3 separate regions of the Homo sapiens genome follow, and all the other regions are linked to region 2. The links are chromatin contacts, found by Hi-C or POLR2A ChIA-PET in ENCODE. All regions are on one chromosome and are shown on one strand. Each heading gives the region's core, a stretch centred on a gene start or an enhancer-like site at or near the end of the contact. The rest is flanking DNA. Distances are from core to core; before and after follow the strand shown. Region 1 holds the start of NUBPL (NUBP iron-sulfur cluster assembly factor, mitochondrial). Region 2 holds the start of PNN (pinin, desmosome associated protein). Region 3 holds the start of STRN3 (striatin 3).

Region 1 (3,370 bases), core at 871-3,370, 7.6 Mb before region 2:
TTAGGATAAAGTCCAAATTTCTTTACAAGATATATACAGCCTTTCTTGATTTAGGCAACCTCCATCTAACCAACCTTCACTCCATCCTCATCTCTTTTAGTCACTTTGTCCTAAGTTGCACAGATCATTTACAGTTCTTAACAATCCAGAAAAGAAATGTATTTTCTACTCCTCTTGTGTTCTCTCTTCTTTTCTCTCTTCTTTCTTTTTTTATTTTTATTTTTGATATCTTTTTTATTTTTTTATTTTTATTTTTTAGTATTTATTGATCATTCTTGGGTATTTCTCGGAGCGGGGGATTTGGCAGGGTCATAGGACAATAGTGGAGGGAAGGTCAGCAGATAAACATGTGAACAAGGGTCTCTGGTTTTCCTAGGCAGAGGACCCTGCGGCCTTCCGCAGTGTTTGTGTCCCTGGGTACTTGAGATTAGGGAGTGGTGATGACTCTTAACGAGCATGCTGCCTTCAAGCATCTGTTTAACAAAGCACATCTTGCACCGCCCTTAATCCATTTAACCCTGAGTGGACACAGCACATGTTTCAGAGAGCACGGGGTTGGGGGTAAGGTTATAGATTAACAGCATCCCAAGGCAGAATAATTTTTCTTAGTACAGAACAAAATGGAGTCTCCTATGTCTACTTCTTTCTACACAGACACAGTAACAATCTGATCTCTCTTTCCTTTCCCCACATTTCCCCCTTTTCTATTCGACAAAACCGCCATCGTCATCATGGCCCGTTCTCAATGAGCTGTTGGGTACACCTCCTAGACAGGGTGGCGGCTGGGCAGAGGGGCCCCTCACTTCCCAGACGGGGTGGCCGGGCAGAGGTGACTCCACCTCCCGGACGGGGTGGCGGCCGGGCGGGGTCTGCCCCCCACCTCCCTCCGGGACGGGGCGGCTGACCGGATGGGGGCTGCCCCCCACGTCCCTCCCGGACGGGGCAGCTGGCCGGGCGGGGGCTTTTCTCTCTTCTTTCATCTTTCTTCCTTCTACTCTCTTCTTCTTTCTTCTTCCTTCTTCTTTCTTCTCCTTTTAATTTCCTCTTCCTCCTTCCTCCTTCCTTCTTTCTTCTTCTTCTGACAAGGTGTCACTCTGCTGCCCACGCTGGAGTGCAGTGGTGCAATCATAGCTCACTGCATCCTTGAACTCCTGGCTCAAGCAATCCTCTTGCTTTGGCCTCCCAAAGTGTTGGAATTACACGCGTGAGCCACCATGCCTAGCCTTAGCAGTCCATTTCTAACCTCTTTACAACAATCTCCTTGCCATTCTCCCAGCTAACTTCTACACATTATTCAGATTCAGCATTCAGCTTAGATATTACCTAATTTAGAAGCTTCCCCTGATTGAATTGAGTGCCCTTTCTTTGTATCACTTTGTCCTTTCTCCTGTATCCCTCAATGCTTTTCTCCTGTACTTATCATATTATACCGCAATTTTGTTGTTAACTTATTCTGTCTTTTGCACTGGATTATAAAGCCCTTTAGTGGAGGAATTATGTCGGTCTCAATGCTGAATATTTTAAGTCTACTGTAGTACTCGGTACATAGTAGTTGCTCAACGAATATTTGTTAAATAAATGAGTCTTAAGTCTGGAAGAACTTGCAAAGTTCTTTACCAGGTTGCTGGTAAAGCAACCTGACCTTTCTTTCAGGGAACTGTCAGCAACACAAGCCATGAATACCAACGCAAAACAGACTCTCACTGTAGATCACACGGGAAAAAATAAAATAAAAAGGTAAAATCCTTAACGGTGGTAGTATTTAAATGACCATATACTGCTTAGTAAGAAATCCTGGGGTCATTTTCAAGGTCCCCCATTTCCTACTTTTGTTAAGCTGGGTCAAGTCTCTTTAAACTTTCTCCGTTTTCTTGTCCATAAAAAGAGTATACTAGGTAAGTCTTCTGTCTACCTCGGGACTTCTGTAAGTATCATAAGAGATGTTTTATATGACAACACTTCACAAACGTTTAGTAAAACGCTGCAAAATGTTTGTAGCTGGCTATAAACAAGATCATGCAGATTGGGTTCCTGAGCCAACAAACCCAAAGAAGACCGGTTGCTAGGAAGAGAAAGCCGAGCGTTGCTCCGTGACGTCATCACTCCGCGCCACCCGCGACAGTTTCCCAGCAGGGCTCACAGCAGCGTTCCGCGTCATGGGGATTTGGCAGCGTCTGCTGCTTTTTGGTGGGGTGTCGCTCCGGGCTGGTGGCGGGGCCACTGCCCCGCTTGGGGGAAGCCGAGCGATGGTTTGTGGGCGCCAGGTCCGTGGTGCTGCAGGGCAGGGGGAAGCGGGCTGACAGATGCTGGGCTGCAGGGCCGCAGATGCCCTGGCATTGCTTCTTGCCAAAGACTCGCCTCAGTTCCTGAGACCCCCAGTGTGCTGGACGTGCCTACTTTTCAGGCAGGCCCAGGCTGAGGCGTGGCGGGACTTGAAACACAGTTAGAACGTAGATGTGGTATTCTACATTGCTTTCTTGGCTTTGGGTTATTTATCAAATAGATTGAAGAAAAGCAAAACACGTGGAAGCCTTATCTCCGTAAAGAGGCAGCGTTTTTACATTTTTAAACGTTCAGCGTATCCTGCTAGAAAAATTTCAATTTAAGCAATGTGTCTTTACAATTGTTATCAGTAGTAGTAGGTAAATGTCTCCATAGTGAAGATGAGCAGAATTAGAAAAGAAAGCCCTCTTAATTGCAAACCCCAGATTGTTTTTGCTTTTACAGTGTGATGATGGAGATGGCTTATTTAAAACGGCTTTTTATTATTATTATTTTTTAAAGTTGTCTGGCGCCGGGAGTGAGACCCTAAAACAAAGAAGAACACAAATCATGTCCCGAGGACTTCCAAAGCAGAAACCGATAGAAGGTGTTAAACAAGTTATAGTTGTGGCTTCTGGAAAGGGTGGAGTCGGAAAATCTACTACAGCAGGTATTATAGGATATTAATTCTATTCCTGATTAAGAACTTATGCCAACAGACAAGTGCACACTATTGAAATTATAGTTTTGTGTTTTAAAAATTTATTTGTGAAGTTCCTAACATGTGATTCCTTAGTTTCAGGAGTTGGTAGCGGGTAGACGCTTAGATTTTGGAGTTAGACAAAAGTAGGTACTAGCCGGGTCTCCCACCCCTTAACTCAGGAAAAAGTGGTCAGATTGTACAGCAAATCTTCAGTTCACTTAACTGTAAAATGGAGATAACTTCTTTCATAAGATGGTTATTCAAATTGCACAAGCTAACCACTTAGCTTAGTGTTTACTAGTGTTCAATAATTGGTTGCTGTTATTTTTAAAACATCTAGTAACTTTTTTTTTTTGTTTTTTTTTTTTTTTTTGAGACGGAATCTCGCTCTGTCACCCAGGCTGT
Region 2 (3,431 bases), core at 555-3,054:
TGAATGATCATTGCTCCTTTGGAAGCCTACAAACCCCACAGAAGCAGGAATCACAACTATCTTGTTCTAGGCTTTATTTTCAAACCCTAGCTTACTGCTGATACACAATGGAAGCTCTAAAAGATTGCTGGATTAAAGTGGTAGCTTGAGTTAATTAATACACTGGGCCCACTAATTCTTTGTACAAGGAAGATAGATGCCTGGCTGAGATTATTTAAAGCATTGTTTCTGTGGGAAAGTGTTTTGTTTTTTTGTTTGTTTGGGACGGAGTCTCACTCTGTCGCACAGGCTAGAGTGCAGTGGTGCAATCTCGGCTCACTGCAACCTCCGCATCCCGGGCTCCCGAGTAGCTGGGATTACAGGCGTACACCACCACTCCCAGCTAATTTTTGTATTTTTAGTAAAGGCGGGGTTTCCCCATGTTGGCCAGGCTGGTCTCCAACTCCTGGCCTCAAGTGATCCACCTGCCTCAGCCTCCCTAAGTGCTGGGATTACGGGCGTGAGCCACTGTGCCTGGCCTGTGAAAAAATGTTTTCTGAGCTTCAATTTGTATATATATTTATAGAACAAAACTAGTTCCTACATTGGCAGTGCAGGTAGGGCAGAACCAGAAGCGGGACAACACACACAGACACCACTAACAACAGGGCCGCTCCCTTAGGTCTGGTCTTAACCAGCTCTAGGCCAGGTGAAGAGGCTAACTCAACCATGACTGCGTGTCTGTCTCGCCATTGCTTTCTTTTCTCTAGTATAGATGCTCAGCGTCTAATCAGAGACTGATTCTCAACTGGCGTGACCAAAGGACAGTTATATTATCTCCAGTCTCAATTTCCTTATCAGTAATAACAGGCATTTTATCCACACTTTCAGTTTGTGAGAAATAAGGCATGTAGACGGTTTCACAGAGGGTCGGGAACAAGATCAACCCCTAACAAACGTTAGCCATTATGACTAATGACTTTTACTAGTTTTCATTTTTGTCTTCCCTCTTCTCACTTTAACCTAATCAGGCTGGGCGTGGTGGCTCACGCCTGTAATCCCAGCACCCTGGGAGGTCGAGGCAGGCGAATCACCTGAGGTCAGGAGTTCGAGACCAGCCTGCCCAACATGGTGGAATCCGGTCTCTAATAATACAAAAATTAGCCAGGCGTGTTGGCGCGCGCCTGTAGTCCCAGGTACTCAGGAGGCTGAGGCAGGAGAATCGCTTGAACCCGGGAGGAGGAGGTTGCAGTGAGCCGAGATGGTGCCACTGCACTCCAGCCTGGACGACAGAGCGAGACTCCGTGTGAAAAAAAAAAAATTAACCTAATAGAGGAAAGCACGCGCCCACCCCCTCTCTGAGCATGCGCACCAACAGAATAGCCGCGCCCTTTCCTAATTAAATCATTAACCAAGGTGAGGGTAAGGAAGAAAAGGAGGCTTGGCTAAGTCCCACTCTGATGTGATCACGTTAAAACGGTGTAAGGCACATTACATCATAGGTTAAAAGGCCTAGAAAACTCCGCGCTCCCCTTGCCAGAACTGCAGACTCGCGAGCCTAAGTCTCCGAGAACTCAGGGATTGTGAAACCCGCCCCGACTCTGCGCTAGCAGCGGGATCCAGGCACCCGCAGCTAACTGGGGAGGGAGATGACTGCCTGGCTGACTTTTCATTGGCTCAGAGTCACAAAGGCTGCAGGTTCTTCCCCCTTCCGGTCGCTGAGTGGTTGAGGCCGGAAGACAACGCTCATCGTCATTGGCTGAGCCCGGCTGTCAGTCCTTTCGCGCCTCGGCGGCGCGGCATAGCCCGGCTCGGCCTGTAAAGCAGTCTCAAGCCTGCCGCAGGGAGAAGATGGCGGTCGCCGTGAGAACTTTGCAGGAACAGCTGGAAAAGGCCAAAGAGAGTCTTAAGAACGTGGATGAGAACATTCGCAAGCTCACCGGGCGGGATCCGAATGACGTGAGGTAAGGGCCTAACGGGAACTCGGAACTCGGAGCTCGGAGAGGCAGCCCTCAGGTCGGGGTGAATTGGGGGCGGGGAGGGCGGCCAGCCTTAAGAAGACTGGAACCTCGAGGCCTGTTCGCGGGGCGGCGGGTAAAACCCTGTTGTCGCCGAGGTGGAGAGGCCCCAGGTCCCCTCCGTAGAGCGCTGGTCTCAGGTCCCTGAGGAAGGAGAGCGAGGCCTGGGTGCGCCGGCATGCTTTCTTGGCCTGTGAGAAGACCCGGACTGCTGATTCCCGCTCTCGGCCCTGCAGGCCCGGAACTGCAGCACAAAGCCCCTTCCCGCTCCGGCGGACACCCGGCCCGTTGCTGGCCCCGAGACCCTGCCGGGACGCAACAAGCCGCCTTACCCCAGCTTCCTGTCCACGTGCAGCCTCCTCGGGGATGGCGGGATGGGGACCTGATCCAGGCTTGTTAATGTGTGGGGGCATCGAGGTGAATATAATTTCTGTGACACAGGTCCTGGAGAAACGAGGAAGTTAAATGAAATAGTACTTCCTGTCCTGTTTCAGACATTTAGATTTATTTGAAACTATCTTTTTGGAACTTTTGTGATTTTTTCTCCTTATGATCCACATCTCTGAAAGTATTTGGGTGCGACTGTGTGTGTCTACATATGATTTTGCACTGATTTGTAAATCTTTTACAGGCCCATCCAAGCCAGATTGCTGGCCCTTTCTGGTCCTGGTGGAGGTAGAGGACGTGGTAGTTTATTACTGAGGTAAGATTTCCTTTGGACTTTACTCATGCTGAAACTACTGGTACTTTACTAAATATGTTGGTTTGAACAAAACCTGTGATAAAATCAATAACCCAGTGTTTGTCGTCTTTGTTTTGTTTAATGTTGTAATAGACTAGATTTCTGTATAAATATAGTTATCCTGAAAAACTGGAGGTTGAAGAATATATTAAGTTTACCAATTTTGAGTGAACTTAATTCTTATAAAGTAACACTATAAAAGCATTTTGGAATGAATGCCCGTTTAAGGCTACTTTAGTTGGAAAGATTTTTGAAAGTTTAACCATATTCTCTTGTCAAATGGAAATACCATTTATCTTGTATTTCAAGTGTTTTATGTTGAACATTTTAAATTTCAGGCGTGGATTCTCAGATAGTGGAGGAGGACCCCCAGCCAAACAGAGAGACCTTGAAGGGGCAGTCAGTAGGTAGGTTTAAAAAAAGATTCCTGAAGGCTTCTTTAGTTTCTGAGGTACCACACAAATATAAATGTTTATTAACAATAATTCTGTTTCAGCAATATTAAAATTGAGTGGTATGCCACTCCCTGCCCCCCCCAAGTTCTGTTGGTATTTGACTGAACAGTTGACTATCAGTTCCCTCAAAACGCAGTTCTGCACTCATGATAACCTAAATTTTATCCAAATAAAGGTCATGTGAAGAGTAAAATTGGAAAAATTGTCAATTAGTACCATTTTTTCTGACTTGTACTT
Region 3 (3,294 bases), core at 771-3,270, 8.1 Mb before region 2:
GCAGTATGTAGTAGAAAGCTGTATACCAACAGAATTCTATAAATTTTAAGTATGTTAAAGCAGACTGTACACAACTTAAACCAGTTTTGACTTCAGCTTTTTTAAAGTTATGTAATTTTAAAGCCCAATATTATATCAAAACACAATTGTAAAGCACTGAAATGACTAACAAGTGTTACTTTTTTTTAAGACTTCATACAGTGTCAAAATACCCAAGTATTTTTTACTTTTGAAAAGTTTAACTTCACCCACTTTGTGGAGTCATATAAAAGTTTACTAGTTCAGAACCAAACTAAAGAGATGCATATTTGAGGACACCCTTTCTAGTTAATCCAATCCTCCTCCTTTCAGCACTACATTTGCCTAACGATTCACCATAGGCATATGACATATATGACAGCAAATACTGCTTACCCCCTAAATACACAACAGTCTGAAGAACAGGTGCAATACTATTTAGACACACGCTTTTTCCTTCTAAGCCTAAATTTGCCCTGGAAAGGTATTTAAAAATAAACACAAATACCCAAGAAAGTTAAATAACCCTTTCAAAAAGATGCAGCAATTTTGAGATCCAGGACATGAGCTGTTAACTACCAACAGCTTCCAAATGTGCAGCCTATCAAAGGTTCACATTATGAGGATCGAGTCAAGCTCAACTATGAAGGGTTCCGAGAACATCTCACTTTGCTTCTCCTGCAAGAGTAAGTAACATGATATAACTACGTTTCACTTCAAGGGAATATTAAATCTCTTCAGTCGTTTCATAAATACAGCATCGATCGTCTGGTTTGGTTTTTTTATAGATAAAGAAACGGATGGGGGAAAGGAGATCTAGTGGAGAGTACTGTAAAAAGAAAAATTCAGTGCTGAAAGCGTTGATGAGTCACTAAGTAAGGAATAACTACAGAGAATCCAAGTGAGTAAGGCAGCATCTCAGGTGAGAAAGTACTTAAAGTTGACGATGGGAAATAAAACTTCACAGGTCAGTCCCAAGTCACTGTGCACCCTAGCAGCCCAGGAAAGAAGCGTGGCTGTCAAGGGGCAAGCGCGTACCAAGTCTGAGGGAGGGGGCCAGATACGCCAAATCGGAAAGGGGGGTGGTCCGGAAAAGGGGGGTAAGATGCCTATCCTAGTCCCTCTCTTCGGGCTCTTCATCTCAAGAGGAACAAACAAGAGCAAACTCAGTGTTGAGAGGCCCCAAACCGGACTCTCCCACAGAGAGGTGCTCGGTCCCAAGCCCCGGAGGCCCGGGAAGGCCGCCTCCGGAGGAGCCCCCGCAGACGCCATACTAAAAGCCAAAATGGCTGCCCCGAGGAGGCCCGCACCGCGTAGCCAGTGAAGGTTGGGGAGCAAGCTTATGCGGGAAAGAGGGAGGGGGACTCCAGGAAAAGCCGTTGAGAGGACCATCACAACCTGAGCAGCACAGGTAGGTTCCGCTCGGCCTCCCAAGGCGCCGGCTCCGGCTGAGTGGAGTCCCCAGCCCCACCCCCCGGCCGGGAACCCAGCCGCCGCAGCTCCCGCACACCGACCCCAACGAGGTACCTGCAGTTCGGCCCGTTCCACCTCCCAGTGCGCCCGCTCCATCTCGAACCGAGCCCACTCGTGCTGGATGTAGTGCAGTATCCCCGGGATAGTGTACTGCTGCGGCCGGGACAGCTCGGGGCCTGCCGCGGGACCCGCTCCCTCGGAGGCCGGAGGACCCCCGCCGCCCGCCGCTCCGTTCCCCCCGGGCGAAAGGCCCAGGTTCCCCCCAGGTCCCTGCTGCTGCCGGGGAGGGGCCGCCATCCCCGGGCCGCCACCACCGCCTCCGGCAAGCTCGTCCATTGTGTGTGGGGCCCCGGCCGGGGCGCAGGGCGAGACGCCGACAGCTGGGGGAAGGGCCGGAGAGGGTGGCCCCGCGCTGGCTGCGGGGCGGAGGCCGGCCGGGAGAGGGGCGGGGAAGGGGTCGTTGCTGTGTGCCTGCCGTGGGTCAGAGCAGGGAGCTGCCGGCTGCCGCCATTACAATCCCTCCTCCATCTGCCCGTCTCACTCACTCACTTTAGGGGAAGGGGGGGCCTCGGCGGGAGGGGTGGGGGGAGAGTTGGGAAGGGGATAGGCGGAGGGCCGTCACTAGCGCACAGCATGCTGGGTAGCGAACGCAGCCTCACGCTTAATCGCCAAATAGAGTCCGGCCTCACCCTACGCCGGCGCACTGAGAACGCAGCCCGGGTCGCCGTTAGAGGGCGGGGAAAGAGCTCGGGCTCCGCCCCTAGGCCCGCCCTCAGACCCGATCCGGTGTCTGGCCGCAGCTACCGGACACCTGGGCTCCGACTCTGACTTTTGGAAGCGAGGCGGCCTTAGGCTTCCTGGTTATCAGTTTCCTTTTAGCAGGCCGTCCCCGGGCGCTGTTTCCTTCCCAGGGGTCTCTCACCCGTGTCCCGGCTTTCTGAGCTGGTTGTTAACCTGGCTGGTCGCTCTGGCCGACCGCATCCCGTCTCGGATTCCTGACGTTTCTTTTTCATTCTTTGAGTGTTTCAGGCAGTCCCAAGGGTGGGCCCTCTTTCCCTTCCTGTCACTCGCTCTGCCTCTGGTTTCTTAGAACCAGTCAGTTCTCTGCTGGCAAATAGCCAAGATCCTCCGGCTGTGGTTACTGATTCCTCGTCTCTGTCTTGAGCCTGGGCTTTGGTCCCATTTCTATGCGCTCGGTCGCCCGTCGTAACTTATTCCACTTTGCGTCCCCTCTTCTTTCCTTTTCTGGAATGGGTTGTGGGGGGGTTGGGAGAGGGGGAGGAGCGATTTTTTTTTTCTTGGGAGAAGAAGAGGTAGTGAATTCCTTTAGATCTTGACGATGATGGGTAGAGGGAGAGAAGTTTGAAGGAGACTGGCTAGACTAACAATTTGATACGGTAGAAATGAATGGGCTCACAAATATTGTCATCAATAGACTATTTTGATCGAAACAGAAAATAAAAGCACTGTGAGTACAACTTAAAATCCTAGATGAATGTTCTCCTGGGTCATTAAATGTTTAAGTGAATATGGCCGGGCGCGGCTGCTCAAGCCTGTAATCCCAGCACTTTGGGAAGCCGAGGTGGGCGATCACTTGAGGCCAGGAGTTCGAGACCAGCTTGGCCAACATTGTGAAACCCCATTTCTACTAAAAATACAAAAATTAGCCGGGCATGGTGGCGCACACCTGTAGTCCCAGCTCCTGGGGAGGCTGAGGCACGAGAATTGCTTGAGCCCAGGAGGCTGAGGTTGCAGAGAGCCGAGATCGCACCACTGCACTCCAGCCTGGGCGACAAAGCGAGA

The links. A loop is a pair of places that touch in the nucleus more often than their neighbours do. ChIA-PET counts read pairs that join two places held with the same protein, here RNA polymerase II (POLR2A). Pooled maps may share reads with other maps.
Region 1: a loop to region 2 is called in a pooled map, with 9 times the contacts of the local background. The contact joins the promoter of NUBPL here to the promoter of PNN in region 2. A Hi-C loop is called at or near these places in 7 of 50 pooled maps.
Region 3: a pooled map shows a loop between it and region 2 (9-fold over the local background). The contact joins the promoter of STRN3 here to the promoter of PNN in region 2. A Hi-C loop is called at or near these places in 8 of 50 pooled maps. POLR2A ChIA-PET finds 5 or more read pairs at or near these places in 2 of 52 experiments (GM10248 and HepG2).

The regions. Positions count from the first base shown.
Region 1 is chr14:31,559,284-31,562,653 of GRCh38, forward strand. It overlaps NUBPL (NUBP iron-sulfur cluster assembly factor, mitochondrial), which reads left to right and starts at 2,121. Exons shown (of 11, transcript NM_025152.3): 1 at 2,121-2,264; 2 at 2,785-2,932. The coding sequence starts at 2,157. It overlaps NUBPL-DT (NUBPL divergent transcript), which reads right to left and starts at 2,048. Exons shown (of 3, transcript XR_943720.2): 1 at 1,828-2,048. RefSeq lists enhancers at 1,964-2,363, 2,290-2,845.
Region 2 is chr14:39,173,450-39,176,880 of GRCh38, forward strand. It overlaps PNN (pinin, desmosome associated protein), which reads left to right and starts at 1,805. Exons shown (of 9, transcript NM_002687.4): 1 at 1,805-1,943; 2 at 2,629-2,700; 3 at 3,078-3,146. The coding sequence starts at 1,831. It overlaps PNN-AS1 (PNN antisense RNA 1), which reads right to left and starts at 2,431. Exons shown (of 2, transcript NR_186208.1): 1 at 2,330-2,431; 2 at 1,426-1,863. RefSeq lists enhancers at 1,193-1,332, 1,495-2,694, 1,813-2,022 and a silencer at 1,533-1,652.
Region 3 is chr14:31,024,359-31,027,652 of GRCh38, forward strand. STRN3 (striatin 3) reads right to left here and starts at 2,021. Exons shown (of 18, transcript NM_001083893.2): 1 at 1,546-2,021. The coding sequence starts at 1,827. It overlaps AP4S1 (adaptor related protein complex 4 subunit sigma 1), which reads left to right and starts at 1,291. Exons shown (of 6, transcript NM_001128126.3): 1 at 1,291-1,429. RefSeq lists enhancers at 970-1,069, 1,140-1,249, 2,360-2,519 and silencers at 1,239-1,420, 1,560-1,819, 1,910-2,229.